2 separate regions of the Homo sapiens genome follow, and region 1 is linked to region 2. Evidence: read pairs that join two places in POLR2A ChIA-PET (ENCODE). Cell type or tissue: IMR-90. All regions are shown on one strand. Links, peaks and the distances in the headings refer to the core of each region. The heading gives the core; the rest is flanking DNA. Region 1 holds the start of SUMO1 (small ubiquitin like modifier 1). Region 2 overlaps SPATS2L (spermatogenesis associated serine rich 2 like).

Evidence for each region. ChIA-PET counts read pairs that join two places held together with the same protein. Peaks named below come from ENCODE experiments on the same cell type or tissue, not always from the same donor. Only the 100,000 strongest peaks of a DNase experiment are listed, where the experiment ranks them.
Region 1: POLR2A ChIA-PET joins it to region 2 with 10 read pairs; 2 of 35 experiments call an interaction of 5 or more read pairs at or near these places.

Annotation. Positions count from the first base shown.
Region 1 is chr2:202,225,093-202,241,487 of GRCh38, forward strand. It overlaps SUMO1 (small ubiquitin like modifier 1), which reads right to left and starts at 13,505. Exons shown (of 5, transcript NM_003352.8): 1 at 13,348-13,505. The coding sequence starts at 13,359. It also overlaps the pseudogene RPL39P14 and the pseudogene STMP1P1. RefSeq lists a silencer at 12,970-13,159. In IMR-90, for the core only: no CTCF peak of the experiment used is centred there; DNase peaks (open chromatin) are centred at 12,769 and 13,509; H3K4me3 peaks cover 1,319 bases; H3K27ac peaks cover 1,155 bases.
Region 2 is chr2:200,342,507-200,358,901 of GRCh38, forward strand. The region is part of intron 2 of SPATS2L (spermatogenesis associated serine rich 2 like); the gene reads left to right. Among named protein-coding and RNA genes, the nearest start is that of SPATS2L, 44 kb to the left of the region's middle. In IMR-90, for the core only: no CTCF peak of the experiment used is centred there; DNase peaks (open chromatin) are centred at 8,475 and 10,375; H3K27ac peaks cover 910 bases.

The sequences.
Region 1 (16,395 bases), core at 5,639-13,638, 1.9 Mb after region 2:
CCACTGCACTCCAGCCTGAGTGAAAGAGCGAGACCTTGTCACTAAAAAAAAATAATAATTAATTTTAAAAATAGAATAACTGAGGTTCCCAGTCTTCCTCCCTTCAATTATTTCTCCAAACTGTCACCAGAGCCATCTCTCTAAAATGCAATCTGGTCTGCTCAAAATCTTCAGGGTTAAATTCAAACTCCTAGGCCAGGCATGGTGGCTCACGTCTGTAATCCCAGCACTTTTGGAGGCCGAGGCGGGTGGATCACCAGCCTGACCAATATGGCGAAACCCTGTCTCTACTAAAAATACAAAAATTATTAGCCAGGTGTGGTGGCGCATGCCTGTAATCCCAGCTACTCAGGAGGCTGAGGCAGAGAATCGCTTGAACCCGGGAGGCAGAGGTTGCAATGAGCCGAGATCGCCCGCTACACTCCCATCTGGGCAACAGACGGAGACGCCGTCTCAAAAAAAAAAAAAATTCTAACTCCTTAGCTGACATACACTGATCCTTCATGTGCTGGTCCCTGCCTAGCAATGAAACCTTATTCTCCTCCCTCTGTTAGCAAATATCCTATCCTCCAGCCATAACTATCTACAATTGCTGGAACATGGCACCCTCCACCTTATCTCAATTATCTTTTTACATGCTGACCCCCCTCTTCTTGGAAGGCCCTTTCCCACTCTATTCACCTCTCATGACCACCCAGACATCACTTCCCTGATCATCTTCTTAAATGTTCCCATACTGCTTACTTATCTATCATAACCATTTGTTTGCATATCTGTCTCTCCTATCAGATTTGAGTTTCTTATTGGCATGCCTTACTCTTCTTTGTATTTCCGGTCAAGCACAGAGCCTGGTACTTTTGAAGATACTCAATATTCTTATTAAACAGTTTTCTGTGACAGGTTGGTATGTCTTGTCTTCCCTACAAGTTTACAAGTGGAGGGTCCAAGTTTTTTCACCTCTCTAACCTCTGTAGTGCCAAATAAATACTAAGCAATTTTTAAATGTTTGTTGAATAAATAAGATTGACAGCACTATTTTCTGTATATCACAGAATCTTACTCATGCTTCATACTTCTGTATGCAATAGTTCAAACAGATCTTTTCAGTTTTTTGCATTCAGTTGAGAATAAGAGATAATTCACCTCAATTTCATAAGAATATGTGAACAATTGGATTTTAAATTTCCAAAAACAAGCTGCCACTTTCCCTAGACACTCCATTTGGTGATGTCTTCCCAACTCTTAACCACCATAATAACAATCACCTGTACCACTTGTTTAATAGCCTCATGCTTGTTTAAGGCAGTCATCAAGCTTTTTGCCTTCTCTCTTTGACAAACTAGCCTTGAAAATGAGAAGATCCTGTACAAAAAAAGGCCAAAGTTTGTCTCCAACGAGCTCAGTGTCTTTTGTAGGCTGTCTTTCCTTCTCTTCCTTGTAAAAAGCAGCCAATACAGAACGGTATGATACAGTGATTACAAAACAGTGAAAGCATTTAGCTCCGAGTCTGGGACACTAGGTCATCAAAGAAAAGAGAATCCCAAAGAGAGCTGGGTGATTTGGCTGGAAAGGATACACAGCCCCAAAGCAGAAGAAATGGGTGATGGAAAGATTAAGCGAATATACAGGATCAAAGAGAGAACTGAAAGCCTCTTAGACTGCAAAAGATATGGAAAACACAATAGGCCTCATTTTCAAATGTACAATATTCATGAGGAGGGTTTTATTATGCTATTTCAAAGTCAAAAGAACAAGACCTTTGCTTAAAAGCACTCAGGAGGCTGGGCGCAGTGGCTCACTTCTGTAATCCCAGCACTTTGGGAGGCCAAGGCAGGCAATCACTTGAGGCCAGGAGTTCAAGAGCAGCCTGGCCAACATGAAGAAACCCCATCTCTACTAAAAAAAGTGGTGGTGGTGCACGCCTGTAATCCCAGCTATTCGGGAGGCTGGGGAACAAGAATCACTTGAACCCGGGAGGTGGAGGTGGCAGTGAGCCGAGATCATGCCAAAAAAAGCACTCTGGTGATCAGTACACTGACAATTCAGTCACAGGGACACAGCATCACACTTAACTACTGCCAATGTGTCACGGACCCAGCTGCACAAGGATTGCCTTTTTTTTTTTTTTTTTTTTGAGACAGAGTCTTGCTCTGCCTCCCAGGCTGGAGTACAGTGGCGTGATCTCAACTCACTGCAACCTCTGCCTCCCGGGTTCAAGCGATTCTCCTGCCTCAGCCTCCTGAGTATCTGGATTACAGGCACACACCACCACACCTGGCTAATTTTTGTATTTTTAGTAGAGACGGGGTTTCACCACGTTGGCCACGCTGGTCTCGAACTCCTGACCTCAGGTGATCTGCCCACCTCAGCCTCCAAAAGTGCTGGGATTACAGGCGTGAGCCACTGTGCCCGGCTGGATTGCTTATTCTCACTGAAAAAGGAGGGGTTCTAGGAAAACTCAACAAAAAATAAAATACGTTTACTCTTATTTGATGATATTAACAAATCTGTTCATTTTTTAAGGTGTGACAAGAGTATATTGGTCATGTTAAAAGAAAAAGCCTTGGCTGGGCACTGTGGCTCATGCCTGTAATCCCAGCACTTTGGGAGGCCAGGGTGGGCCAATCACCTGAGGTCAGGAGTTTGAGACCAGCCTGACCAACATGGAGAAACCCCGTCTCTACTAAAAATACAAAATTAGCCATGCGTGGTGGTGCATGCCTGTAATCCCAGCTACTAGGGAGGCTAAGGCAGGAGAATCGCTTGAACCCGGGAGGCAGAGGTTGCGGTGAGCCGAGACTGCACCATTGCACTACAGCCTGGAGAACAAGAGCAAAACTCCGTCTCAAAAAAAAAAAAAAAGGGGGGGCCAGGTACGGTGGCTCACACCTGTAATCCCAGCACTTTGGGAGACCGAGGTGGGTGGATCACGAGGTCAGGAGATCAAGACCATCCTGGCTAACACGGTGAAACCCCATCTCTACTAAAAATACAAAAAATTAGCTGGATGTGGTGGTGGGCGCCTGTAGTCCCAGCTACTCGGGAGGCTGAGGCAGGAGAATGGCGTGAACCCAGAAGACGGAGCCTGCAGTGAGTAGAGATGGCACCACTGTACTCCATCCCGGGCGGCAGAGGCAGAGCAAGACTCCGTCTCAAAAAAAAAAATTAAATTTAAATTAAAAATAAAGAAAAAGCCCTTCTCTTTTAAAGATACATACTGAAATATTTACAGATGAAATGATACAATATTTAGAATTGGCTTCAAAATAATATGGGGGAGTATAATGGGATGCTGTAGATTATAGGCCAAGAGGAGGCCACAAGGATTCATTATAATACAGTACATTTAAACATAAATTTAAAAAAATTCATTAAAAAATTCACTCCAGCCAGGCACGGTGGCTCATGCCTGTAGTTAGAGCACTTTGGGAGGCCAAGACAGGCAGATCATGAGGTCAGGAGATCAAGACCATCCTGGCTAACATGGTGAAACTCCATCTCTACTAAAAATACAAAAAATTAGCTGGGCGTGGTGGTGGGCGCCTGTAGTCCCAGCTACTTGGGAGGCTAAGGCAGGAGAATGGCGTGAACCCAGGAGGTGGAGCTTGCAGTGAGCCGAGATCACGCCAATGCATTCCAGCCTGGGCAACAGAGCAAGACTGTCTCGGAAAAAAAAAAAAAAAGTCACTCCAAGCTTCAAATTCTATATATATCAATTTATTTTATTTCCTAATGAAGAAAGCTCAAAAAGGGTTAAACAGGATAATTCTAATGCACCATTAAAAGGGAAAAACCGAGAATTACAGTGAAGTCACTTCCCTTATACTTAAATAATTTACCACAATTCCATTTTATTTATTTATTTATTTTGAGTCTCGCTGTGTCACCCAGGCTGGAGTGCAGTGGCACGATCTCGGCTCACTGCAAACTCCGCCTCCTCAGTGGCTGGGACTACAGGCGCACACCACCACACCCAGCTAAATTTTGTATTTTTTCATAGAGACAGGGTTTCACCATGTTGCCCAGGCTGGTCTCGAACTCTGGTGCTCAGGCAATCCGCCTGCCTCGGCCTCCCAAGTGCTGGGATTACAGGAGTAAGCCACTGCACTGGGCCCACGATTCTAAAAACACAAAAATATATGTATATTTTCATCTTCATGATGCATATGTTCAAACTTAGTAAGACGGTACTAGAGATTTAGAACAGAACTGACCAGATTTAACTGTATAACTTCAAGGTTTAGGTCAAAGCTGTCAACACAATGGGCCTCTGAATATTTACATTCAACCCTGAATGGTAGTTAAACACTAGTCATGCACAGATAGCTTCTCAGGAACTCAAAACTATAACTAAAAATTTTACTGGTTGTGTAAACCTTACCCTTTGAGTCTAGACCTATGCTAAGCCTAGAACAAACCAGTTTGATTGCATCCAAAAGTACTAGCAAACAGACTTGGAAGTATGACAGACATTGTTAATTACCTATCTGGTATCTATTTTCCCTTTCTTCCTTACAAAGGGAAACCTAAATTTACCCAGATAAAAAACGTATTTCCCAGCTTCTTTTATACCCATTTTGGCCAAAGAGATATAAAGTGAACATACTTTTTCCCTTTTCTCCTGTCTGGAACACAAAGTAGCTTTTTTGTGCCCACAAGTAGACAAGCACCAGAGTGAAAGACTGCTGTTAAGGATGGAGAAGAAAATAATATGAAGGAACTGTGGAGCTACCACATCAGCCTTGAGCTACTTTTGTCTACATTTCTTGTTTTATGAGAAAAAAAAAATTGTTTAACCTACAATAAATCAAACTTTCTGTTATTCAGCCCAAAAGTAATCCTGAAATAGAAGGTGCTATAAAAGGTATAAGTTTGGCTCATATTAAAAACAGGTGCTAGAAAATTCCTCAATGGGCATCAAAAGCAGAATGAATAAGTAAATTGAGTGTACTGCATTCCACACAATGGAAAGCCACACAGCAATGAGATGTAATAACATACAACTATATACAATAATAATGAACAAACCTCTAAACAGTGCCGGGCAAAAGAACCAACACACAGAGATACATACTGTATGATTTCACTTATAAAATGTTATGCTGTATAAAAACAGACAAAACTATTCTACTTGTTAAGTCAATACAGCAGTTCTTCATCTGAGTGCTGGTTGCATGGATGTGTTCAGTTTGTGAAAGTTCGGCAAACCAAACACTCTTGTGCACTTTTTTGTATGTATATTACTCTTTGGTAAAACCTTTAAAAATAACTGGCCCTAGATATTGAGAACAACCAGCCCAGCAAACAAAACTCCACCCTTCCTTCCTTCCTTCAGGTCTTTTCCTTCAGATCCTCATTAGCTCAGAAAAGGCAACTGAATGCAAAAATAGCCAAAAAATATAACCGATACAACGTATCTTTAAGTAAACATAGTCACGTTGCAGGAATTATCCAGATTTTAAACTGTAAAACTAAGGTGCTCAATAACAGTATCTGTGTGAACTTTTCCCCATGACTCTTTTAAAAAGAAACAGAATATCAGCCGGGATGGCGCAGTGGCTCATGCCTGTAATCCCAGCACTTTGGGAGGCCAAGGCAGTCAGATCACCTGAGGTCGGGAGTTCGAGACCGGCCTGACCAACATGGAGAAGCCCCATCTTTACTTAAAAAAAAAAAAAAAAAAAAAAATGAAATTAGCCGGGCGCAGTGGCTCACGCCTGTAATCCCAGCACTTTGGGAGGCCGAGGCAGGCGGATCACTAAGTCAGGAGATCAAGACCATCCTGGCTAACGCAGTGAAACCCCGTCTCTACTAAAAATAAAAAAACTTAGCCAGGCGTGGTGGTGCGTGCCTGTAATCCCAGCTACTCAGGAGGCTGAGGCAGGAGAAATGCTTGAACCCAGGAGGCAGAGGTTGCAGTGAGCAGAGATCACGCCATTGCGCTCCAGCTAGGACTCTGTCTCAAAAAAAAAAAAAAAATTAGCTGGGCATGGTGGCACATGCCTGTAATCCCAGCTACTCGGGAGGCTGTGGCAGGAGAATCGCTTGAACCCAGGCGGCAGAGGTTGTGGTGAGCCAAGATGGCGCCATCGCATTCCAACCTAGGCAACAAGAGCGAAACTGTCTCAAAAAAAATTAATTAATTAAATTAATTAAGTAGAATATCAGCATTATATATATATACTTTTTTAAATCACAACTTCAGGGAATTCCAAAATGGAATGCTAAAGATGTCTTAATAAAAAATTAACTGGGCCAGGCACCGTGGCTCATGCCTGTAATCCCTGCATTTTGCAAGGCCAAGGCAGGCGGATCACCTGAGGTCAAGAGTTCAGGACCAGCCTAGCCAACATGGTGAAATCCCATCTCTACAAAGATCAAAAATTAGTTGAGCATGATTGCAGGTGCCTGTAATCCCAGCTACTTGGGAGGCTGAGGAGGGAGACTCACTTGAACCTGGGAGGCGGAGGTTGCAGCGAGTCGAGATGGCACCACTGCACTCCAGACTGGGTGACAGAGCGAGACTCCGTCTCAAAAAAAAAAGATTATCGGCCTCTCTTCCTTTATCTGCCATCATGGTGTGTGCTTGACTCCACTTCTCGCCATGTCTTCTCACAAGACTTTCAGGGTTAAGTGATTCCTGGCCAAGAAACAAAAGCAAAATTGACCCATTCCCCAGTGGATTCGGATGAAAACTGGTAATAAAATCAGGTAAAACTCCAAAAGGAGCCATTGGAGAAGAACCAAGCTGGGTCTATAAGGCATTGCATGATACAACATACTTATGCTGTCTGAAGGTCACAATCATGTTACCATATCGAGCTGAAAATGTCACCACTATCTAGAGAGTTGGACATGTTTTATTGGGAATATATTTTTTTCTCTGAATCTGTTATGAACGTGTTGGTTGGCTAGGTTCAGTAATAAATATGTGAGACCTTTCATTTTTTAAAAAAAAAATCATCCTTAACAATCCCAGTGTCCTGGAAGAAGTAAATGATTCAACTTTGGATATAGTTACCAGGTCTATTGCTAACAGAAGTAAAGATGAAGAAGGTATGCAAAAATATCATAAGAGAAAAACTATTCCATGGCAACCAGCCCTGCCTCAATAACAAAACAACATCAAGAGGACTGAAAGAGGAGGAGGAAGGTACCTGCTGTTTCATGTTTTTGAGGCGACCTTCCAATTCTAGGGCCTAGAATCATGCTGTGAACATTGTGACATTTAATAAACATTTGTTGAATGAATCTGGCCACTCTCCTTTAAAAAATTTTTTACTAATTATCCACTCAATGTGCTAAGCATTACAGGAAAAAGAGGATAAATAAAGCCTGATGTAATGGAGAAAAGACACTTAGAATGTAAATAACTGGCAACGCGGTGGCTCACACCTGTAATCCCAGCACTCTGGGAGGCCGAGGCAGGTGGATGACTTGAAGTCAGGAGTTCAAGACCAACCTGGCCAACATGGGGAAAGCCCATCACTACTAAAAATATAAAAACTAGCCAGGCGTGGTGACACACATCTGTAATCCCAGCTACTCGAGGCGCTGAGGCAGGAGAATCACTTGAACCAGGAGGCAGAGGTTGCAGTGAGCCGAGATCATGCCACTGCACTCCAGCCTGGGCCACAGAGCAAGACTCCATCTCAAAAAAAAAAAAAAAAAAGGAACGTAAATAACTGTAACATTACATGTAAAAATTATGAAAGAGATACCCTAACTGCCTTCGGGACTAAAGGATGTCATGAGTTGACAACTACTTAATAGTTTTTAAATCTGAACTACTAAATCTTAATGAGTAATCATAACATTCATATTCAATTTTTAAACTACTAGTAAAGTTTGTTTAGATAATGCTACAATCTATACATTTGTAACATCCACTAGCAGGACCTCATGTCTATCAGAGCGGACACAGTATTCTTCTTCTCCTAGGGCATGAAATGCTTAACTACATACTCAAGTAATAACTACAGTTTAACATATCTATTCTATGATATAAATAGTAGTACACACAATTATGAATTTTAATACACAACCAGTTCATCATATTCTCCTGCTATCTCAAGCAAAGAATTTCTAAAATCAGTAAAAATCAATAGCAGGGAGCTATATAGAACACTGCAGGGAATAATACTATCATGGCAGCAAAAATACAATTAATGTAGATTAAAGATAACTGCAAATTCTTTGTTACTCTCCCATTGAGAAACAGTGTCTAAATAAATGCCTTTCCCTTGAATCTGGCTGACCTTAGTGATTTGAGTGGGCAACAGAATTACAGACGTGACTTCCAAGGCTAGGTTGTAGGAGACTTGCTATTTCCACCCAGGTTCTCTTGGAACACCTATTCTCTCTGTGATCCCTGAGCCGTAAGTCTGAATACCCTGGGGTCTCCATGCTGACATCACATGATGAAACCACTAAGAAAGGCTCTGAGACTATATGGAGACACTTGCCCCATCCAGTCTCATCTCACCTGACAACTAGCTGTTCCAGCCCCCAGCCACTTGAGTCATCTCAGCTGAGGCCCCACACACCAAGAAGCAGAGGTGAGTCTAATCCACAGAGCCCTGTCCAAATTGCAGATTTATAAACAAAATAAATGGCTGTTGTTTTAAGTCACAAAATTTTGAGGTAATGTATCAGATAATCAGAATTACACAATGCTTCCAAATCCTTGACTAAAGATAAAAGGAAATCATTCAATCTCTCTTTGGGGGTGTTAATACAGATTCAGTTAGAGTGGAACAGTCATCCAATTGCTACAATTAACAGACTTGAATTGAAGAGCTGACCAAGCTACCTTTAATGATTTTGGTATAAAAAAGAAACACTATAAACTCAAATATCAGAAAGGAGGAAGGGGAAAATATTTGTACAAATTACCCTTATCCTTTTGATATTAAGCTTCGGGTTCTGTACGAGCACTTTGTTTTGCTACAAGGTGAGACTGGGCTAAAGGAAAGCACCCAATCAGATTTCTGTTACTGGTTAAAGGATGGTCCTTAACCATTTTGAGGAATCACGTACCCCTGATGAGACTATGGGTCCTTTCTCCTATTTAAAAAAAATATATATATATGGCTGGGCTCACGTCTGTAAACCCAGCACTTTGGGAGGCCAAGACGGGCAGATCACCTGAGGTCAGGAGTTCGAGACCAGCCTGATGAAACCCCATCTCTACAAAAAATACAAAAATTAGCCAGGTATGGTGTCATGTGTCTATAATCCCAGCTACTAGGGAGGCTGAGGCAGGAGAATCACTTGAACCCAGGAGGCAGAGGTTGCAGTAACCGAGATCACACCACACTGTACTCCAGCCTGGGCAATTGAGCAATGCTCTATCTTAAAAAAAAAAAAATACGTATGCACAAATACTCACAAAACACTCCATACAATGTAAGCGAACTTTCAGTCTTTATGGTCTATGGGCCTTAGGTTTAGAACTTATTTTAAAGGATTATTTAATAATGGTACACAAATCTACTAGATGATGTTGGAATTGTTAAAATTATAAAGAAGTGGGTTTTTTTGTGTTTTTTTTTTTTTTGCCAGGCACGGCACCTCACGCCTGTAATCCCAGCACTTTGGGAGGCCGAGGCGGGCGGATCACAAGGTCAGGAGTTCGAGACAGCCTGGCCAATATGGTGAAACCCTGTCTCTACCAAAAATACAAAAAAATTAGCTGGGCATGGTGGCTAATTTTTTGTGACTCCGTCTCAAAAAAAAAAAAAAAAAAAAGTTTTTTGTTTTTTTTCCTTTTCTTTTTTTTTTTTTTTTTTTTTTGGGACAGAGTCTTGCTCTGTCGCCCAGGCTGGAATGCAGTGGCATGATCTCCGCTCACTGCAACCTCCACCTCCCAAGCTCAAGCGATCCTCTCGCCTCAGACTCCCAAGTAGCTGGGATTACAGGCATGAGCCACCAGGCCCAGCTAATTTTTGTATTTTTAGTAAAGACGTGCTTTCCTCATGTTGGCCAAGCTGGTCTCAAAGTCCTGGCCTCAAGTGATCCCAAAGTGGTGGGATTACAGGCGTAAGCCACCCTACTCAGCCATTAAGAAGTGTTTCACTCAAATTCCAAAAACAATCATTTTTTCATTAATCAATGGAGGACCCAGCAATTGAAGTCTTGTGTGTATTTAATGTCCACCGATTTTAACCTTGTTATTACTCAATTTCACTATTTTAACACCAGACAATAACCTTCTGAGAGCTGCCTCAGAAAACACATCACTCTAAAATAACTTGATTCAAATTAAGGTTGTCTTCTTAGGACAGTGGTTTAGTCTCATGCTGATATTAAACAGTACAGGATTTGGAGATTCTTGTTCTCACTTATAAACCTCTTAAGATTAAGGGTTCAGCTTTATAACTCTTTTAAGTCTTTAGCACTCAACACTGAACTTGTACTGGGTCTTCTTTGTTTTGAGTCAGGGTCTCTATCGCCCAGGCTGAAGTACAGTGGCATGATCTTGGCTTGCTGCAACCTCGACCTCGCAGGCTCAGGTGATCCTCCCATATCAACCTCCTGAGTAGCTGGGACTACAGGTACAGGCCATCATGCCTGGCTAATTTTATTTTTTGTAGAGACGACGTCTCTCTATATTGCCCAGGCTGGTCTCAAACTGGGCTCAAGCAATCCTCCCCCACTTAGGCCTCCCAAAGTGCCAGGATTACAGGTGTGAGGCGCTGCACCCGGCCAATGTACTGAGTCTTTTTTTTTTTTTTAAACGGAGTCTCACTCTGTCGCCCAGGCTGGAGTGCAGTGGAGTGATCTCCAGTTACTGCAACCTCCGCCTCCCGGGTTTAAGCAGTTCTCCTGCCTCAGCCTTCTGAGTAGCTGGGATTACAGGTGCGCACCACCACGCCTGGCTATTTTTTGTATTTTTAGTAGAGACGGGGTTTCACCATGTTAGTCAGGCTGGTCTAGAACTCCTGACCTCGTGATCCACCCAACTTGACCTCCCAAAGTGCTGGGATTACAGGCTTAAGCCACTGCACCCGGCGAGTCCTAATGATGTTGGTCAATCAGCCTACAGCAACAGTTCTCAAACTTTTTGTTCTCAGGAATCTTACACTTAAATTTATTTAGAATCCCATAAAGCTTTTGTTAGGTTGGTTACATCTATTGATGTTTACAGTATTAAACACTGAAAACTGAGAAATGTCTTAAATATTAATTCATTTTAAAATACCAACAAACCTGTTATATGTTAACAAATATATATTTTTATTAAAAATATTTTTCAAAACAAAATTAATGAAAGAGTGGGACTGTTACACATTTTTGCAAATCTCTTTAATGTCTGGCTTAATAAAAACAGCTAAACAGCTGGATTTTCACATCTGCTTCCACATTTAATTTGTTTTATCACAAGTCATGTTAGTTTCTAGAAACGTCCATTGAACACTCATGAAAGAATGACAGTGAAAAAGACAAATAATGTCCTAGTATGAACATGAAATAAAAGAATCTATTTGTATCCTAGGTCCTTCATTTCTTTATGTATCTCTTAAATAACCTGACTTCAAAATGGAGCAATAAATTCTACATTTTATAATTATTTCTTTATGTTGCTCTTCCATCAGTCTACAATAAATTTCAAAATGCTTCCTAGACGCTTCTGGGAAACAAAATAAAAGGCTGACGAAACTAAGCATTTACGCCTATACTTTTCTTCCTAGTAACCAAGTAAACAACTACCTAGGGAAACACAATGCCCACTTGGGAATTAATCTAGATTATTAGTAAGTAGATCCATCCAAAATTCATCTAGATTATGGTTAAGCTTTAAAATGTTAAGTGTACATTTTGTACAATAGTACCAATCTGCAAAAACCTCACTTGCTCTCACGAAATGGTACAAAACTGGGTTAAAAGCCAAGGGAATAGGTGTGTTAAATTTAAAAGTTCAAGTACATCGTGGAGTTGAATGAAAAATAGTTTTCTGAATAACTACCATTAAATGAGTAAAAGTCCAAAAATAATGTAAAAAGTCAAAGTCGGCTGGGCGCGGTGGCTCACGCCCGTAATCCCAGCACTTTGGGAGGCCGAGGTGGGCGGATCACGAGGTAAGGAGATCGAGACCAGCCTGGCCAATATGGTGAAACCCCGTCTCTACTAAAAATACAAAAATTAGCTAGGTGTGGTGGTGAGTGCCTGGTGGTGAGTGCCTGTAATCCCAGCTACTCGGGAGGCTGAGGCCCGAAAATTGCTTGAACCCAGGAGGCGGGAGGGTGCAGTGAGTGGAGATCGCACCACTGCACTCCAGCCTGGCGACACAGCGAGACTCCGTCTCAAAAAAAAAAAAAAGTCAAAGTCGTCTGAGCAAACAAAAGACCAGACAAAAACTTTATGAATTAAAAACTAGCCATAAAGTTGTTTAATTAGAACAGGATGAGGAAGAAAAGGGGAAATCGATCACTCCTGATTAAGTGCAAATCCCAAGTAAATTATTGATACTAACAGTGAGCTGGAGCACTTTGCCTTACCAGGCAACTTTCTGCAAATATTCTGCAACGACTCTACATACACAAAGTTTTCCTATGCTTTTCCTCAAAAATATGAGACTTCCTCAGGTTAATGCCCAGGTGAGATGCTTTTTGTTGCTCTAGCAGTTTAGTTCTATTTTCTTTCTTGGTTATTATGAATGCTCTCTTACAACTGGAGAGCTAGGATGAACCAATCCCGAGTAAGAAACGGGAAAGTACAGTAAAGAGGCGACAGCTCTGCACCCCCACACGGAAAAAGACTCAGAGGAGAGCAGCGGCATCCTTGCCCTAGCTCCAATCCGAACGGAGGCAGGATTCCCAACAACATCGGACGTCTCCCTCCCTCGCCGCCCCACGCCCTCCCGACGAAGAAGCAAAAAGTGGAGAGTCCAGCCGCTTCTCAGGGCCACGGAGCCTCCCAGTCAGGGATTCTCTCCCGTTACATAACTAAGGCCTAGGGCCCTGCTTCTGCGATTAGTCCTCTGGAAGGAGACGGACGGGTTCTCCAGAGACCCTCCCAGGGAGGTGGAAGCGGGGCTCTGCACCTAGTCGACCCGGGAGAAAGAAGTGGGACGACATGAGGGAGGCCGCCACCAAAGGCGGTGGGGTACGGGGGTGATGAGCGAGCCCGGAGAGGGGCGGGCGGCTCCGGGAGCCCCGCAGCAGGCCCCGGCACCTCCGGCCGTAGTCGGCTCCTCTCCCTCGCCTGCCTAGTCCCCACCGGCCGCCCCCTCCCCCATTCCGCGCTCCCCTCCCCCGCGCCTCCATCCCCGACCCCAGCCTAGCGGCAGGCAGACCTGCAGGGAAGGCCCTGGCCACCGCCGTTGGATGGCTCCCAGCCCGGTACCTGGTCAGACATGATGACGGTGGCTTCACCCGGGGGTCTCCGCACAGCAGCGGCCTCGGGTAAGCAGAACCTCGCTCCGGGGTTTACAAATCCTTCTCCCTTCCCCACAGCACAACACCGCGGCTGCAGTAACTTCCGCTACGCCTCGCGTCACTTCCGCTTCGCGCAGGGAGGAGGGAGAGAGAGAAGAGAGGAAAGACAAGGCGGGAAATGGGTGGGGGAGCAGCCAAGGGGAGGGGCAGGCTGTGGAGCTGCTTTGCCGGTGGTCGCGCGGGTGAACGGCAGTTTTGTCAGCTCCTTCAAGGACCAGGTCCTGCGCATCAGTACTAGGGCCATCCCCCAGGAGCAAAGGTCCTGGCTCCATGTCTCAATGTTTGGAGCCACTCTCACAACCTAGATTGCTCTCTCCGTTACACCTTGCGCGTCTCTGACGACTGAGCCGAGATACTTCTTTTGTCTCCTCCCAGCCTTGCTCATCAACCCCCAACCCCCAAATATGTTTATTTGAATGCCAGTACTTCTAGCTCTAGAACCAACATTTTCGGTTAACCAGCACCCTTGCCAAACACATGACCGTGATTTAAAACAACAAGAAAGCAACGACCCAACACAATCTTGACGGCTACTGATGCTAAAGACCGCTGCTGAAAGTTCTAAATGGGGAGTGAGTAATTCCAACCCTTGAATTGGTTGCTTTGAGTTAAGGTTAAAGAATGATTCTTCTTGGCAGGGCGCTGTGGCTCACGCCTATAATCCCAGCACTTTGGGAGGCCGAGGCGGGCGGATCACCTGAGATCAGGAGTTCGAGACCAGCCTGGCCAACACGGTGAAACCACGTCTCTACTAAAAATAACAAAAATTAGCCGGGCGTGGTGGCTGGCGCCTATAATCCCAGCTACTAGGGAGGCTGAGGCTGGAGAATCGCTTGAACCCGGGAGGCGGAGGTTGCAGTGAGCCGAGATCCGCGCCATTGCACTGCAGCCTGGGCGACAAGAGTGAAACTCCCTCTCAAAAAAAAAAAGGTGGCGGGGGGGGCGATTCCGCTCCCCTCGCATGGGGAAGCAGGCTCTGACCGGCCTGCAGAGCTGCAGCAGCCCTTTGCGCCCTCCTCGCCCTCCCCACCAACATCATGCTCCAATTCCTGCTTGGATTTACATTGGGCAACGTGGTTGGAATGTATCTGGCTCAGAACTATGACATACCAAACCTGGCTAAAAAACTTGAAGAAATTAAAAAGGACTTGGATGCCAAGAAGAAACCCCCTACTTCATGAGAATGCCTCCAGCACTGCCTTCGGGATATACTGATTCTACTGCTCTTGAGGGCCTCCTTTACCATCTGAACCAAAAGCTTTTGTTTTCATCTCCAGCCTCTGGGCTCCTCTTTGCTAGACCCTGTGTTTTTGGCTTTAGAGCAAGCAAAATGGGGCCTCAATTTGAGAACTACCCTACATTTCCAACATACTCACCTCTTCCCATATTCCCTTTCCAACTGCATGGGAGGTTCTAAGACGAATTGTGGTGCTAGATTAGTAAACATGACTTTTAATGGAAAAAAAAAAAAGAATGATTCTTCTTAGATTTCTTCTGTAAAACACAATGGCCCTACTGGCATACACAGTGGCCCTACGGGCATACTCATGGAGGATAAGAATATAAACAAATAGAATTGAGAATCCTGAAATAAATCAATAACCCTCACATTTACATCAACAAAAACACCAAGACAAATCAATGGTGAAAGAACAGTCTTTTCAACAGTTGGTACTACCACTGCTGGACATTCACATGCAAAAGAATGACTTCGTTTTGTTTTTTGTTTGTTGTTTGTTGTTGTGTTTTTTTGGTCACCATCTCAAAAAAAAAAACCAAAAAACACACACACAAGGAGGCCGGGCACCGTGGCTCACACCTGTAATCCCAGCACTTTGGGAGGCCCAGGTGGGCAGATCTCTTGAGCCCAGGAGTTCAAGACCAGCCTGGGCAACATGTTGCAGTGTGCCAAGATCATCCCACTCCACTCCAGCCTGGGCAACAGAGTAAGACCTTGTCTCAAAAAAAAAAAACAATCAGGCGTGGTGCTTCACACCTGTAATCCCAGCACTTTGGGAGGCCAAGACGGGCAGATCACTTGAGATCAGGAGTTGGAGACCAGGCTGGCCAATATGGTGAAACCCCATCTCTACTAAAAATGCAAAAGCTAGCCAGGCTTGGTGGCTCAGGCCTGTAATCCCAGTTACTCGGGAGACTGAGGCAGGAGAATCGCTTGAACCTGGGAAGCGGAGGAGGCTGCAGTGAGCTGAGATCACACCATTGCACTCCAGCTTGTTACTGGGTGACAGAGCGAGACTCAGTCTCAAAAAAAAAAAAAAAAAAAAAACAAGGAGATACCACTTTATACCCACTAGAAGGGCTATGTTCAAAAAGACAGAAAATAACAAGTGTTGACAAGGCTATGGAGAAATTAGAACCCTTATACCCTGTTAGTAGGAATATAAAATGCTTTAGGCTAGGCATGGTGGCACTGGCCTATAGTCCTAGCTACTTGGGAGGCTGAGGCAGAAGGATCCCTTGAGGCCACGAGGTGGAAGCCTCAGTGTGCTATGCTATGATCAAGCCTGTGAGCCAATGCACTATATAGCCTGGACAACACAGCAAGACCCTGTCTCAAAAAAAAAAAGTTTTGAAAAACTGTCTGTCAGTTCCCAAAATTGTAAAACATAAAGTCACCATAAGACCCAGAAATTTCACTCCTAGGTATATACCCGAGAGAATTGAAAACATATATCCATTCCAGACTCAGTGGCACATGCCTATAATCCCAGCACTTTGGGAGGCCAAGGCAGGAGGATACCTTGAGGCCAAGAGTTCAAGATTACAGTGAGCTATGATTGCATTCTAGCCTGGGCAGCATAGTGAGACCCTGTGATATGGTTTGGCTCTGTGTCCCCACTCAAATCTCATGTCCAGTTGTTATTCCCAGTGTTGGGGGAGGGACTTGGGAGGTGAGTGAATAATGGGGACAGATTTTCCCCTTGCTGTTCTCAAT
Region 2 (16,395 bases), core at 4,444-12,443:
CTGTGTCTGTGGGTCTAGTACCTTCATTTCTCATTATGTTCACACAAGTCAGGTTGTTGGGGAGCTGAGCTCTTACAGTCCCATGGGGGAAGTGGAGAGCCAAAGGTCTCACTTTTTGTGATTCTTTGGAGATTTTATGCACCCTAGAAATTTGAGTTTTTCCTGGTGTCTTCTGGGACTGGTACTGCATACCCAGGGTCACCCTGTTTGGGGGCTTTTCCAAGCGGAGTTTGTGATCATAATGAGTTATATTTTTCCTCTTTTCTGGATAAGAACAATATCCTTGCCATTCAGTCTCCAAATATAGCATGTGGTTATGATAGAAGAATATCCTTATGTTAGGAAAGAAATTGGCAGTCTCAATGAGGCAGAAATGTCCAATTTAGAAAACATGTCTAAAAGGAAAAGCTGCTGTAAGTCCTTTTTGGAATCAGGTGGAATATAAATGAATAAATAAAAAAATTTCAAATAAAATGTGTGGTCTGACAATACATTCTACTTTCTCTCTTTAAGGTACTTGTTGATTTTGCCTAAACTTCAGATGTAATTTTTTTGTCACTTCATTAAAATTTCAGACTACAAACTGATCTGGCATCTAATTGGGAGAATAACTTGGATGGAGATTTTCTAGCTGATGCATGTAATCAGAGCACTACAATAATATTGTCAGGGACTGACCCATTTAGAATGTTTTTAAGAATGTTGGTAAGTGTATAAGAAGAGTACTTAACACAGGGGAGGGAGAAAAGGCATCAGGTCCCAAAGAAAGAGCCAAAATGGAACGTATGTCAGTCTTGGCTGGAAGTATACAAATACGGAGTATATAATATAAAATCACCTAATCGATTAAGGTGTCTGTAGTTAACATTCATCAGAATTATGGATACAAGCACATCTATCATACTTCACCAACCCAAGGGTGCCTGTTTAGTTTCTCTTCATGTAGTACTAAGCTGATCATAACACTTGATAGGCAAGTAACTCAAGTAAATTGAAGTATATGATGCCCTTTCTAGAGGGCAGTTTGTCACTATGTTTGTTTTTAATCCTTTAAAATATATTTACTGTTTTATTTATAGGAATTTGTGCTAAGGAAATAATTAAAGATATGTGGAAAGGTTTTAGCCACAAAGATGTTCATTACATCATTGTTTATAATATAGTAAACAGGAAATTGCTTCAATTACAGATTAGTTAAATATATTCTGTATATGATGTCACAGTCATACAATAAAATACTGTTCAGCCACAGTAGATGCTGTTGTAGATAAGTATTGATAATGAAAAGATGTTTATGATACATTGTTAGGTAATAAAATGTTAACAAAAGCCAAGTATGCAATGTGATCATATTTTGCTTAATATATGTATATATTCTTAGAAAATATTCTGGAAATGTATTTAAGAGTTTTAAAAGTTGTTCTCTGAGTGGTAAGGTTTGGGGCATTCTTCTATTTTATCTATGTCTTTTAATTTTCCTACTCTGAACATATACTGCTTTCATAATAAGCAGAAAATAATCCATAGAGGTTATTTTTTTTAAAAAAAATTTATTTTTAAATAAAATTTATTAAAAAAAAATAGATTTGAGGGTGCATGTCCAGGTTTGTTATATAGGTAAACTCATGTCATGGGGGTTTGTTTTACAGATTATGTCATCTTCCAGGTACTAAGCCTAGTATTCATTAGTTATTTTTTCTGATCCTCTCCCTCCTTCCACCCTCCATACTCAAGTAGGCCCCAGTGTCTGTTGTTCTCATGTGTCCATGACTTCTCATCATTTAGCTCCCACTTATAAGTGAGAACACACAACATTTTGTTTTCTGTTCCTATGTTAGTTTGCTAAGGATAATGGCCTCCAGCTCCATCCACATTTACACAAAAGACATGATTTTGTTCTTTTTTTATGGCTGCATAGTATTCCATGGTGTATATGTACCACATTTTCTTTATCCAGTCTATCACTGATGGGCATTTAGGTTGATTCCATGTCTTTGCCATTGTGAATAATGCCGCAGTGAACATTTGTGTGCATGTGTCTTTATGGTAGAATGATTGATACTCCTTTGAGTATATATCCTGTAATAGGATGCTGGGTCAAATGGTAGTTCTGTTTTTAGCTCTTTGAGGAATTGTCACACTGCTTTCCACAATGGTTGAACTAATTTACACTCCCACCAACAGTGTATACATGTTCTTTTTCTCTGCAACTTTGCCAGGATCTGTTATTTTTTGACTTTTTAATAATAGCCATTCTGACTGATGTGAGATGGTATCTCATTGTGGTTTTGATTTGCATTTCTTTAATAACCAGTGATATTGAGCTTTTTTTCATATGCTTTTTGTGGGCATGTATGTCTCCTTTTGAGAAGTGTCTGTTCATATCCTTCGCCCACTTTTTGATGGGGCTGTTTTGTTCTTGTAAATTTGTTTAAGTTCCATAGAGATGCTGGATACTAGACCTTTGTCAGCTGCATAGTTTGCAAATATTTTCTCCCATTCTTTAGATTGTCTGTTTGCTCTGTTGATTGATGGTTTCTTTTGCTGTGCAGAAACTCTTAAGTTTAATTAGATCCTATTTGTCAGTTTTTGCTTTTGTTGTGATTGCTTTTGGCAACTTCATCATGAAATCTTTGCCCATCCCTAGGTCCATAAGAGGATTGCCTAGGTTGTCTTTCAGGAGTTTTTATAGTTTTGGGTTTTACATCTAAGTCTAATCCATCTTGAGTTGATTTTTATATATGGTGTAAGAAAGTGGTCCAGTTTCGATCTTCTGCATATGGCTAGCCAGTTATTCCAGCAACAAAGGTTATTTTAATTGAGAAAAGGAAAATATTTAGATCAAACCTTATTAAAGTGACTGACTCTGGATAACTGAGAGACTTTATATGAGGCTTTTTGGCTGTATTTGTTTGTAAACATATTTCAGCTGAACATGTGTGCTGTGATTTTGAAAACACTGACTACTCTATAGTACATTTGATTTAGCAGAGATTATTAGCTTTCTTCCTAGACTGCCCTGCAAAATGAAGGAACTCAATTTATTAGGCCAGCTCTGGGGTTTCTTCCTACTCCCAAATCCCAGGTCTACACTTTCTAGGTTTACCCAGAGAAACTGCTGAGTGGGGATTCCCTGCATTTCTTCTATTTACTAGCTCCCAAGTGATGATCATGTATTATTAAGGACTCATTGTATCATTTGTAGTACACTCAAGCTAACCTACTCTGTAATATTATCCTTGATCTTTTGCTCCTTTGAAGAAAGACCTTCAAAATACCTAGTTTTTGTATCAATTGTTGATTACTCTAGTTTTTAACTTTTTTGGAGCGCTTATGGTGAGGGTTACATAGCTGAGAGCTGCTCAGTGTTTCAGGGGAGCTTCAGCCGTAGGTGGGAAGCAGTTGAAGCAAACTGTAACAAAGAAGTCACTTCCATCAGAAAATAAAATTCCCACCAGCTGTTAAACCCCTGACAACCTCTCAGCCTCTTCCTTTTGTGTCCAGGAGACCTCTGTCTGTCTACAAACCCTGGACCTGGTTTAGTTCAGTGAGGCAAGATGCCGTATATTTTTCCTTGTTAATCACCCTTGGCAGATGTCATAGTATTACAACCACTTTCTCCTCCCTTTAAAAATATAATTTCAGAATGACTTCACAATAAATGTAGAGGTAAATTACAGTAACATCTGGCAGACTGACTTCCTAATTCCATGACTTCTGAGTGGTTGTTAGTGGAAAGAGTATTATAGCTCCATGAGCTAGGAAACCCATATTTTGATCCTGGCTCTGCTGTGAACTTCTTGGGGAACATTAGAAAGATGACCTAGTTTTTTTAGGTCCAAGTTTTTCTCCTCAGGAAAGTGAAATAGTTGAATGTGGTTGTTTTCAACCTTCCTCTCAGTTCTGAAGTTGTGTGACTATGATCTATAAAGGTCATTTATTGTTGCCTTCATAACTCAAGACCAAAGGCAGAGTGTCTGTTAACACTCCATTTCAGTGACTCCCCTGCCACTTATTTCTCTTGGTCCAATAAACTATTGTTTTTTTGTTTATCTTCCTTTTCTCATAAAACACTAAGTAATTTCAGAGAGAATCTCATTTTGGCATTCTTTATATCCTCTAATGTATGATGTGTCTTCGTGACTACTGAAAAAAATTCTTAAAAGCAGCTACTTCCATTATTCTCTAGTTTTTAAAGCTATCCCCTGAGAACTAAATGTCAATTCAAAGATTCCTGCATTTGTTATCATTTCTACCCTAACCTGTAGAAGTCCAAGACATAATTTGAAACTGAAGGATTCTTGCCTGGAGACAGTGGGCTCATAAATATGTAGCTTGATTTTTCTCTATAAGAAGAAATTAGGATTTTTAACAACACTTTTTCAGTATCTAAGTTGAATATGCAAAATTGGGCTGCTGTACATGCTTGCAGATCCTGTATTTTTAATTGTAGTTACATTATTTTTCAATTGAGTAATAATTTTCAATGAAGCTACTGCAAAATAACAGGTTCTTGCCTAATGAAAGATTTTACAAACCAAAGACTCATGTGTTTTAACTCTATCTCTAATTTAGACTCTGAAATATGCCATTCTTCCTTTATATATGTCAGATAGCTGTCTGTTTTCTAGGCCGAGCATGGAAAACACAACCCAAGTGGGCCACAGAAGAGGTCACTAATTTCCTACCCAGTACCCATTCTTTTCCTCTTCCTTAGTAACACATTCTGATTTTATTCAAAGGGATAATGTCCCCAGCCAAAAGACTGCATTTCCTAGCCTCCTTTGCAGTGAGGGGTAGCCAACACAGAGATCACTAGGTGGGAGTTCCAGGAAACCTCTTCAGTGGGAGTTGACTGTCCTGCGCATGTCTTGACTCTGCATCTTCTGGCTCCTTTCTGAGCTCCACCTGGTCACAGGATGGTCAAGTCAGCTTTAATCTCATCATCCTCTTCATTTAAGCCCAGCAAGAAAAAGTCCATTTTCCTAATAGCTTAAACAAAGCCCCCGGTTTGCATGTCCTTGCCCTCATTGCCCATTTTGAGCTGCCTTGAACCCATAACTGAGACACATAGAATACAATGTGCCGATGGATCCATCCTGGTCATATAACAACCCCAGGGCTCAGGTTGGAGGCAGCTTCACTGGGTCCCCTAAAGCAAAGTAGGGCTAGGAGAAGTGGGGGTGGATGGATACTGAATGATCATACTACAAATGTCCACCCCACCAAGTATGCCAGTTTCTTCTCTGAGTTATTAGTCTCTGATAATCTGGTAAACTGCTTGGTTTGCAAAGTTACGTGAACAACAATTTAGTCACTAGATTCATTTATAGTAAACGAAGTTGAAGGCTCAAGGCTGCACCATTAATCTGGATTAGCTATCAAAATATATATCTTCTAATTTTCCTGAGTAATATCTTATAATAAGTCATATAACTTCTCTTTCCATTATCACCCCATATATGGCCTGCTAAAAGGGTGGAATCAAAAGCTTGCCAAGAAATTTTTTCAAATCACAGCAATTGTATTTTCCAGTATGGCTTGCTGATATAGCAGAGGACATTGTTTCTGAACATAAAGTTGTATAACAAGTTACAGCTAAATGAAATTTAAAACGACTTGTGATAAACCCTGAAAAAGTGGTGCTTTAAAATAGTAATGTCAGCAGGCTGTCTATTATGTAACCATAATACTAGTGTTCTGAGTTTAGATGGGGAAGTTATAGGGCAGTGACAGAAAATGTCGTTGTCCTGTCTTTGGTATGAGAGAGCATGTAAAAGTGATTTTGAAGTGATTTACTGCAGATGCATGTTGAGACATGGTAAACAACGAGACAGATGATTATGGCCACAGTTCTGAAGATGTTCAGATGGACTTCAATTAGCTTTGGGCAAGGCTGCTTCTTGCAGAAGCCAGTATTGATTTTCCAGAATGCCTTCTAACTTTTCAGCAGAAGGGCCAATCTTGTCAATTCCTTTAAAGCCACGGGACACGTCATTGGAGAGCAGACTGTGGGAAGTCTTCCTGCAGTGGCCAGGGACTGGCTATCTGAGCTGAGGACAGTGGGGCTAGGTGGAGGTGAGGCAGTGAAGTGGAATGATGGAGTGTGAGCTCTACAGTCAGAGAGGCCTAGGTCTGACACTAGTACCTCCATGTATACCAGTAGATCACTAAGCTCTAGGAGCCTCACTTCCCTCCTTTGTAGGATAGGCACACATGAGAATCTAATGAGAAAAGGCCTGGAAAGCTCCTAGCTCAGTGCTTCTGGCCTGTACTAAGTGTTAGGAAATGTTAACTATTACTCCGTTTCAGAGCTGGCCCTTGAAAGAAAGAGAAATATTATTGAGTTTTTCACTCTTTTCCCCTGAGTTTCATTAAGAAAAAAAAAAAAAAAATTTGCATGTGAAGAAGTTGAATTTGGGTTGGCTCTATTCCTTTCTGACTATGCTTTTACTTTCTTGTGTAGAAAAATGGAGAGTCAGTATTGGCATATCCTAGGTGCTTTTACTATCTTAGGATCTTGTCCTGTACTTTCGGTGCAAATTTGTTTAAAACAGCCCTTTTTTAAAAAGAAGAATGGTGTTATTGCATCACATCTAAGAATGGCAGCCACTTGCTGAGAGAGCAGAAGGACCCTGAGAAGTCAGCAAAGTCTCAGGCCTGTAGTTGGCATCACGTTAGAGACCACCAGCATTCCGTCTGTCACTTTAGACCTTCTGGAAAGAGTGTTCCAACATCTCAGAATAGCAGGACCCTAGGGTCATAAGCCTCCAGTTTACAAATGAGGAAACCGAGATCTAGAAAGGAGAAATGACTCACAGGCTACATCAAGAGTCAAAGACACGTAGGCCGGGCATGGTGGCTCACACCTGCAATCCCAGCACTTTGGGAGGCTGTGGCAGGTGGATCGTTTGAGGTCAAGAATTTGAGACAAGATTGACCAACATGGTGAAACCTCGTCTCTACTAAAAGTACAAAAAAATTAGCCGAATGTGATGGCACATGCCTGTAATCTCAGCTACTTGGAAGTCTGAGGCATGAGAATCCCTTGAACCCAGGAGGCAGAGGTGGTAGTGAGCTGAGATGGCGCCACTGCACTCCAGCCTGGACAACAGAGCAAGACTTCGTCTCAGAAAAGAAAAAGAGTCAAAGACACAGGCAAGAGTGAAATCCAAGGTTCTCAATGCCCAGGTCAGGGGAATTAATGACTATACCCTGTTTATCCTCTAACCTTCTCCTTCTGGTCTCCTGTTAATTGCCATTCTCATCCAAGCACTGAAGGGCAGGAATTCATTCCTTTCAGCAAATTCAGTTTGTTGGAAGCCACCTTTTACTTTGTCCTCCCACCAAAGTGTCAACATCTAAATGTCTTCCCACTGTGGTCACTCCATTACCCAGGAATGAAATTCACATCTCCTGCCTGGGGGTCTAAGAGTAGCCACTGCCCCAGGCTATTGAATGGGAGAGAGCTGGAGGCCTCACTGTTAGTGCCCAGAGAGACTTCCTCCTAGGCCCTTGTTTTCAACCTGGACCCTCAGCCTGCCCTCCATAATGCCTGGGGTCTCAGCCTCTTGGGTTCAGTTTTCTAGAGAGGAAACCACATATGTCCCACAGGGTTGAGAGGGATGGTTGCGTGGCTACGGTGAGTGAGGTGGGTCTGTTCCCCCTCTCAGCCTTCCAGGGGTTCTTTGGTGGCCAGACGGCTGGCTTCTCTGTATTCTTATCTGTGGGCCCTTAAGTCTCAGTGGCCTCTGCTGAATCAAGTTCCTACTCTTTTGTCTGCTTTCCTTCTTTCTGAATGGTTGTGTCATGCCTCAGCCATTTTTGTCTCATCTTCTCATTTGTTGTCCTTTTGGGCTTATACCTTTTAAAAATTACTTTCTCACCATCCAAGCAGGTTTTGGAAGAAAACAGATCAGCACAGTGTTAACCACCCCCACCCCATGTTAATAGCCATTTTAAAAAATATATTATTTAAATTTTTCTCTCAATGCAAATTTCTAAATTTAAATTTTATTTTGATTTCATTTTATTTTTTGAGATGGAGTCTCACTGTGTCACCCAGGCTGGAGTGCAGTGGCACGATCGTTCACTGCAGCCTCTGCCTCCTAGGTTCAAGCGATATTCGTGCCTCAGCCTCCCAAGTAGCTGGGACTACAGGTGTGTGCCACCACACCCAGCTATGTTTTTTTGTTTGTTTGTTTTTTTAGTAGAGATGGCGTTTCACCATGTTGGCCAGGCTGGTCATCGGCTCCTGACCTCAAGTGATCTGCCCACTTCGGCCTCCCAAAGTGCTGGGATTATAGGCATGAGCCACCATGCCTGGCTTAAATTTAAATTTTAAGTAGACCTAAAATCCTGTGGATAGTGACTGACTAGGGCTGAGTGTGGTTAATTTTTTTTTGTTTCCTTTGGAATGTTGAGGCTCTTGGCTTCAGCAATACAGAGAATGGGTGAAGCAAGTGAGGAATTACCCTCCACAAAGATCACACCATATGTTCAGTCACTGCCAAGAACCTTCTGAAAAACAAATCTTCTCAGGTTTTGTGTTATCACCAAAAGTTAACCTCACAGCATGGTTCACAATCATGTTTATGCAAGTGTTTTGAAAATGAAATGCACCACTATGAAATCAATGGGTGGAAAGCAGTGCGAACTCTGAGGGAGAAGTGCATTTGTGTATTTCTTCTGTAGCTGAGCACTTGCTGGGAGGGAGTGCCAAACATCTCAGTGTTTGTGTTTTTAGATGCACTAACCAACAATAGCAAGCTTTTCTCCAAGCATGTAAGTACCGGGAATACAGAGGAATGATGTTTGCTAAGTGAATAAACTTAATGTATGCTAGAAGATTTTGTGACTATAGTAATATATTTGCAGTAAAAACATTTGAAGTTGAGATACTTTTCAAAATCCTGAGAAATTAAAATTAAATGAATGGCACATATTTTGTTTTGCCGAGAACTAAACTGTCCCATTAAAAAAATAAATATATTACCTTGTCAGTAACTTTTCTCCAACACCTGATGTATTTTGGTTAATACTAAATTATTCCTGGTGTTCTGACACGCATAATTGTTAACAAAGGGATTCATCTAATACAATATTCAGAATTGATGACTGATTTACATAGCCTTAAACTGAAGGATGGGGCATAAAAATTTTTTTATTCACTCCTCCCTTCAGTAGCGAGGAGTTATAGATTGAGATTTTTTTTTGATGCAACTATAAATCAACCTTGTAAAAACATAGCTAACAATGATGTAGTCTTTGGTATAAGGTTTCCCTGTTGGCTTCTAGAAATATCTGAGGGTTTTGGTTATAAATCCCCTGCTCCTTGACACGGCTCTTTAAGAGGGTGGAAGCCCCCTGTGCCATTTCAGTTCTATCTTGTCAATCTGTTTGAGTGTTGTTCAGTTAATGGTTGCTTTCTATTGCCTTTTAATGGATTCTAAGAATGTTGCTATATCTCTTTTCCAGTCTGTTTGGCTACCTTTCTGGCTTGGGTAGTTTCCCATTTCAGTGTACATCTCAGTTTACGTGCTTGAAGAAAGAGCCAGAGACTGATGGGTGTTTGTGTCTTGCCTTTTGCTTTTTGTAAATGCCTGACAGTGTAGCAATGCCTCATGGTTTACAACCAAAAAAGGTAGTGCTGTATTTGTATTCTGAGTTTCTTTTCTTGTGTGAACAAAACTGACAATTTAAGGGTGATAGAAAAGGGCATATACTTAAAGACCATAAAATGAGTTTTTGCAGCTCTATATAAAATACAAAATATTTTGGTTTTGAGGCTATATAACCAGCAGTTTTTATATATATATATATATATATATATATATATATATATATATATATATATATATATATATGGTAAACAAGCTCGATTTTCTCTCTCTCTTTTAAACATTATCCCAAATAACAGGCTTAACTAGTTTTCACCTCCACTGTATTGATCATTTGCTCTGTTACGCAGACACAGCTTAGGATCTCTTGTGAATCTGCTAACCTGCTGCTTTTTTTTTCCTTTTTTAACCCTTAGCTCTAGAATAGCTGGATTTAATGGCAGGGGGCCTTAGCCTCTGTTCCTGAAGGCTCTTTTCCTCCTGCTCCCTTGGAGAGGGAAGCATTATTAATTTTTCCCCTTCCCTTTTGATTATAGGAAAAATCAGGTAGACAGTAACTCAGTGCCAGCACACCTGAATTCAGGGTTCAGCTCTGCAGACAATTGCTTTCTTGTTCCTTAGCCTCATGGGCTGGTGAACAGCGAAGGTGAAGGGGTAATGAATTCCTCTAGGTGCTGATAAGAGCTACATTCCAAGAGGATTAACAGCACAAAAACCTGCATGTATGAGGGAAAAAAATGAGAAAGCAGGGGAGGGGAACACCCACATTGACACACATGCACAGCCACACAGTGAACTTTCTAGTGTTCTCAAAGCCACATTCCAATTTTAGCTGCCCAAAGTCTGAACTACTCTGACAACAGCATCTACATGTTGTACATGGCATGTACTTTCTTTAAAAGGTTTGGGAACATTCTTGCTGTGGTTCTGAGAAAGGATACTCTGGTAGCAGAATGACATCTGGCCTCTATCAAGGACTTCCTTGATCAAAACACAGAAAAATTTTCAAAAATACCTTGATTTTAGACTTTTCAACCTAGAGGAGCAAAGAAGAGGAGATGAAAAAGTCCATGTAATCTGTTAACCACATCTGAGAACAGTTCTGGAAATGGAAATTTGGCTCCATTTAAACTTTCCTAAAACAGCTTGATCGCTGCGTTGAAATTTGGGATCTTGATTGTGCAATCCAAGTGGAGGTCCCTTGTATGTGTTTTGACGGATATATTTGGTGAAACTTAAAGGCAGTATCATTCCTGTCTGCTAATCAAGGGCCAGAACCAACCCACACACATCTGCCTAACTATTCCTCACTGCCTGTTATGAAAATAAACCTCTCATTTTTCAAAAGAAGTCACTACCCCTGAAGCAGAAAACAAGAAGAGCAAATGGATGTGGTCCCTGGATATTTCCACCCTCTTCCAACCCTTTACCATTCCCTACCTCCAATAGCTATGATACCCAAAATTTTCAAACTTTGAATCTAACCACCCTTTGTTTTGCCACATCCCCTATTTCACAAAGAAATCTGACTTAGTTTAGCTTATCCCTAAAAAAAAAAAATTCTGAAGGTATTTGCCACTCAGACCCATTGTCCTTGAGAAATGAACACATAATCAACTCTTACTGAAGCAATGACTTCTACAAGTACTGTGCCGTGGTCTAAAACAGAAATATGCACCACTATTGTAGGAAACTACAGCTTTTACATTTTCTTGGCAGAACTCTGGTCCTCTCTTTATAGTGAGAAGAGAACATTCCATAAATAGCAAAGTGGGCCTTCAGTTAAGTTGTCCAATCCATATTTTGCATGGTGGTGTCCATTGGAAATATACCTTCTTGATGTCAGTGAGGGCTTAATGAAGTTAAACATTTCCCAAGTAAGTTTGTTTTTGAGAGGAATCACTTCAGGAAGGCATGTTGGAGCAAACTTAAGCTTAACTAACCATGAATAATTATTTGCCTCGGTCTGTAATTTTAACAATGTGAATCATTAGCTCAGACCCTGTCATTTATCCCAAAGAGGGAAAGATGCATAGCCAAGACCATGGAATTTAGTGAAGGCTCTCTGCTCTGAATAGAAAGGGGTGTTGATGTTCCTCGCTCTCATACAATGAGATGACTTTAACTTTACCCTGTGATCCTAGAAGTGGAGCCATAGGTCTTGGACAGTGTAGCCAGCCCTAGTAAAGAATCAAGTTCAGGTCGGGCGCGATGGCTCACACCTGTAATCCCAGCACTTTGGAAGACCGAGGTGGGAGGACTGCTTGAGGCCGAGAGTTTGAGACCAATCTGGTAACATGGTGAAATCCCGTCTCTACTAAAAATACAAAAATTAGCTGAGCATGCTGGCTGGCACCTGTAATCCCAGCTACTCAGGAGGCTGAGGCAGGAGAATCGCTTGAACCCAGGAGGTGGAGGTTGCAGTGAGCTGAGATTGTGCCATTGCACTTCAGCCTGGGCGACAGAGCAAGACTCCGTCTCAAAAAAAAAGAGAATGGAGTTCAGCCTTTTCTTCCCACTTACCCACTTCATTCTCGTGCCTTTCAAGCCCTCACCATTGCGAGAGGCTAGCTGTTGCCAAGGATTCTTATTCCTCTCCTTTCTTCCCATTTGGAGGGATAGTTTGTAGAAAATACAAATAGCTTTTAACTGTCTGTAGATGTATTTTAAAAGCGCTTTTTGGGATACATCAGAAAATATTTTTCGATTTAAGAGAAAATGGCCATGAGTTTGTTAGTTATTTGCTGTGCCTGAACAAACCAGATTTTAACAACAAAGGCAGTACCTTTGACATCTTGCCAGGGTTGTGTTTCGTAGCTATACATGACATTTAGGAAATGTCAACCGTGAATGACTTTTTTTTTTAATTGTAGTAAAGTATGGTTGGATATACGTACAATCCCTGACTTACAAGAACTTGACAAACAGGTTTCCCGTAGACATAAAAGGCCGCCCTTCCTCTATCTCTCCCTTTTCAGACATCTCTTTTGTTTCCCCTCTTTGCCCTTCACCCGCCTGCTGTCTGTCCCCCTCAATGCCAGAGCCACTGTGGCACTGCTGTGGAGACCGCCTGTGGAAAAACTTGGCCCTTCTGGAAAAATCGTGGTTTCTGGAATGGAAGGAGAAGCTGTGCAAAAGACACAGTTAGGGGGTCTCACCCCAGACATAGCCTCTGGGCTGGACCTGGTGGGCTCCTCAGTATTTTCTCTAATGTGGTGTGATTCTTTCTACCTTCATTTACTTTGATTCATTTGGATTTACAAGTATCCTTTTTAAAAATCTGGATGTCTGTGAGACAGATAAGGAGGACAAGCCCCATTCATTGTCATGTTGCTGTGAATTGGGTCAAGCTATAGCAACCACACACACAAACACACAAATCTCATATGCATTTAGTGATTTCTGTTTCACTCTTTACAAAAGGTTTCCACACACGATTGTTCTTCACAGCTGCTTTACAGATGGTGAGACTGGGAGTCAGAGAACTTGATACATTTGAGTTGCGGAAAGCAGGACTAGAAGTTCTGAATTGAGTTCTCCTTCCATTCCGTATTCCACTGTGTATACAAATATGTTTATGCAGACACATACATCTATGTCTTTTTAAACAGTGAAGCAAACACATTTGCAGGTAATTAGAAGACAGAATATAATTCAGACAATTTCAGACTGTCTCTGACTTCAGTATTATGCTATTTTATAAGATCCTTACACCTGGAAGGTGAAAATTAGATGACTGAGTCTTATTTCATAAGGAAATAAAGAAGGTTGTTTCCTTATTTCCAAGTCTTTAGAGATTAAGATTATCGTGTGTACCTGTAAAACACACTTAAAACCTGAATGTTAAGATTTTACAACTTGACTGAGAAATATCTATGTAATGGTTGACTAAATAATTAACGGAATTCATGAATTATATTCCTGTTTACAAGTCAAAGCCCAACACTAATAGTACATTTACACCTGTGGTTTTGAATTTCTTATTTGAATTACAAGTCAGTCCACGGTAAATGGGTATTATGTGTATCTATCTATAAAGTGTATTGGAATTTCAGACCAGAAAGTCAGGCTCATTATTCATATGAAAACCTTTCTGATCAAGGCCTAAATAACACAGTTCTGAAACTGAAAATGATAAACATGCATAAAAGCACATTATACAGGTCTGTTTATAGTAATAATAATGATGGCACTAAACAGATTTGTCTCACTGGCAATGAACATACAATGGGGACATCATAAGAGATGAACTAGTGCCATTTTCTGAGACAGAAAATTCTCACATTTTACATAAAGCCAGAAGTAAAAAAATGGTTCCAAGAAAAAAACATGTGTTAAGAATTATAAGTGTTTAGCTTAGAAGGAGGGAAAAAAATGGGTTATCACAAACATTGCTTTTTTTTCTCCCAAAATATAGAAACATTTTCCATTCTCTGACTACATGATGTCATGCTCTGGATCAAAGACATAGTGGAGGAAATGGAATTATGCAAATGAGCAATATAACTTATCAACTAGATTCAATAGGAAATAAAAATCTGAGGATGGCTTGGTAAATGACTAATAACGCTTTAGGGATCATGGATGTCAGCCTATTTTGTATAACAGAATACTCTAGATTGTGTAGTTTGTGAACAGAAGTTTATTTGGCTCATGGTTCTGGAGGCTAGGAAGTATGGCATTGGTGTCTGGTGAAGGGAGGGCCTTTGTGCTGCCTTCATCTCATGGCTGGCAAGAGAGCAAGAGGGGGCTCACCTTGCTTTTACAACAAAGCCACTCTCCAGATAACTAACCCACTCCTGCAATAAGGACATTAATCATTTATGAGGGCAGAGCCATCATGACCTAATCACTCCCCCCAGCACTGCTGCATTGGGGATTAAGTTTCCAACACATGAACTTTAAGGGATACATTCAAACCATAGCAATGGAATTGTTACTTTCAAGGATCTAGATAAACTGTGTTTATTAAAATTGTGTGAAGTTGTTACTGAATATTTTCTTGAGAACTATAATGTCATCATCCAACATTCTTCACAGATGTTGAATTCTGTTCATTCCACCTCTGTTTGGGGCCAGATTTTTTTGGACATGTGTTTTCCCTTCTAAACTGCTTCTGTAGGATCGGTTACTACATTCCTGAAAGTCCTTTCATTGTCAGTGTCTGTAGAATTATGCTTTAGGCTCTGCTGGAGCCCTTAGCATTGCTGGCTAAGTGAGGCCACTGAGAAATAATGCCAAGCCCATAGTGTCATTAAAAGCCTTCCTCCCTTACATTGGCAGAAGTTTGGAGGCTCTAACTTTCAGCTCAGCCTGTCACTTTCTTTGGAGACAGGTAGGTGGTTACAAAGACCATTGATTTCTGCCTTTTGAAAAATGTAGAGAGGGGGAAAAGTAACTATACAACTTATCTGATTTTTTAAAAATCAGATGCCTCTTTTCTTAGATTATGGTTTTGAAAAGCCAACCCAGACCAAATTACTTTTTCCATACTCCAGCACAACTTGGCTAAATTTTAAAGCACAGGTTGTTTTTTATGTAACAAGAATAGGGAAACTTTACTCCCATTTCACATGAAATGACAAGTACATTGACTTGGTTTAGATCAATCTGCATTCAAGTAGACTATCATAATGTTTCTCATGAAGTAGCACTGGGTTTTAAAGTCTTCGTAGTTAATTTTTGAGCATCAGTATATGTACGCGAGCAATACATGTCTCAAAGTGCATTGGAGACGTGATCTTTGAGAGATATCAAAGATGTCATCAAATCATCAGTTTGAATTTATAACTGAAGGCACCCAAGCACACATAGCCTGGGAGAGACTTGCTTAACCACTGAGACAAGGAAACTGGCCTGATGTTAAGCAGCTACTGTTCTGTCACTTGCCAAACATTCCTGTTACAGAGTCATGTTCTGAAATTTTCGTGAACCAACTAGACGAACAAACTGTGTGGTCTGGATAAAATAATATCTGCCTAAAAGGAAAGAAGTGAAGTTAGCCAGAAAGCCAGATGGCAGATTATTTTCTGCATAACTCTATTTGGAAAGTGAGCTTTATGTAATTTTTGGTCATTTCTTACCATCTTAGGAGACCATTTTCAGAATAAGCCATTGAGGGATCTAGCACACAGGTTTCAAAAGATGAACTGTACAAATGCAGGCACATCATATAACCTGTTCACAGAATTAGCACTAGTTGATGAAAATGCTTGGACTTCTTTTTCTTCCAGCATTTTCATGACCTACACCGCTATTCCATGTCTTTTAGTATTCATTTGGCTAAATTATCTTAGAGCTAAATTCTATGGCTAGAAATACAGTGGAGTTCACATACAGGAAAAACCTGGCTGCAAAGGTACGTGAATTTAATATTGGTCTTCATCTTGTGGTTGACCAGATTGCTCTGCTCACTCACATGCAGAAAATCAGGAGTTATTCACTACATACACACAAAGGTGATATTTCCTTTTTTTTTTTTAAGGCAGAGTGCCATTTCTAAATTGCATCTTCAAGCAAATGTAGTAATATCTTGGGCTCTTGAAAATTTGGTCCATCTTCCATGTTTAAGAGTTTTTTAGCTGGATGCAGTGGGCCATACCTGTAATCCCAGCACTTTGGGAGGTCAAGGCAGGAGGATCACTTGAGGCCAGGAGTTTGAGACCAGGCAACATAGTGAGATCCCATCTCTATCTAAAAACAAAATTTAAAATTAGCCAGGCGTGGCAGTGCACACCTGTGGTCCTAGCTACTCGAGAGGCTGAAGGGGAGGATC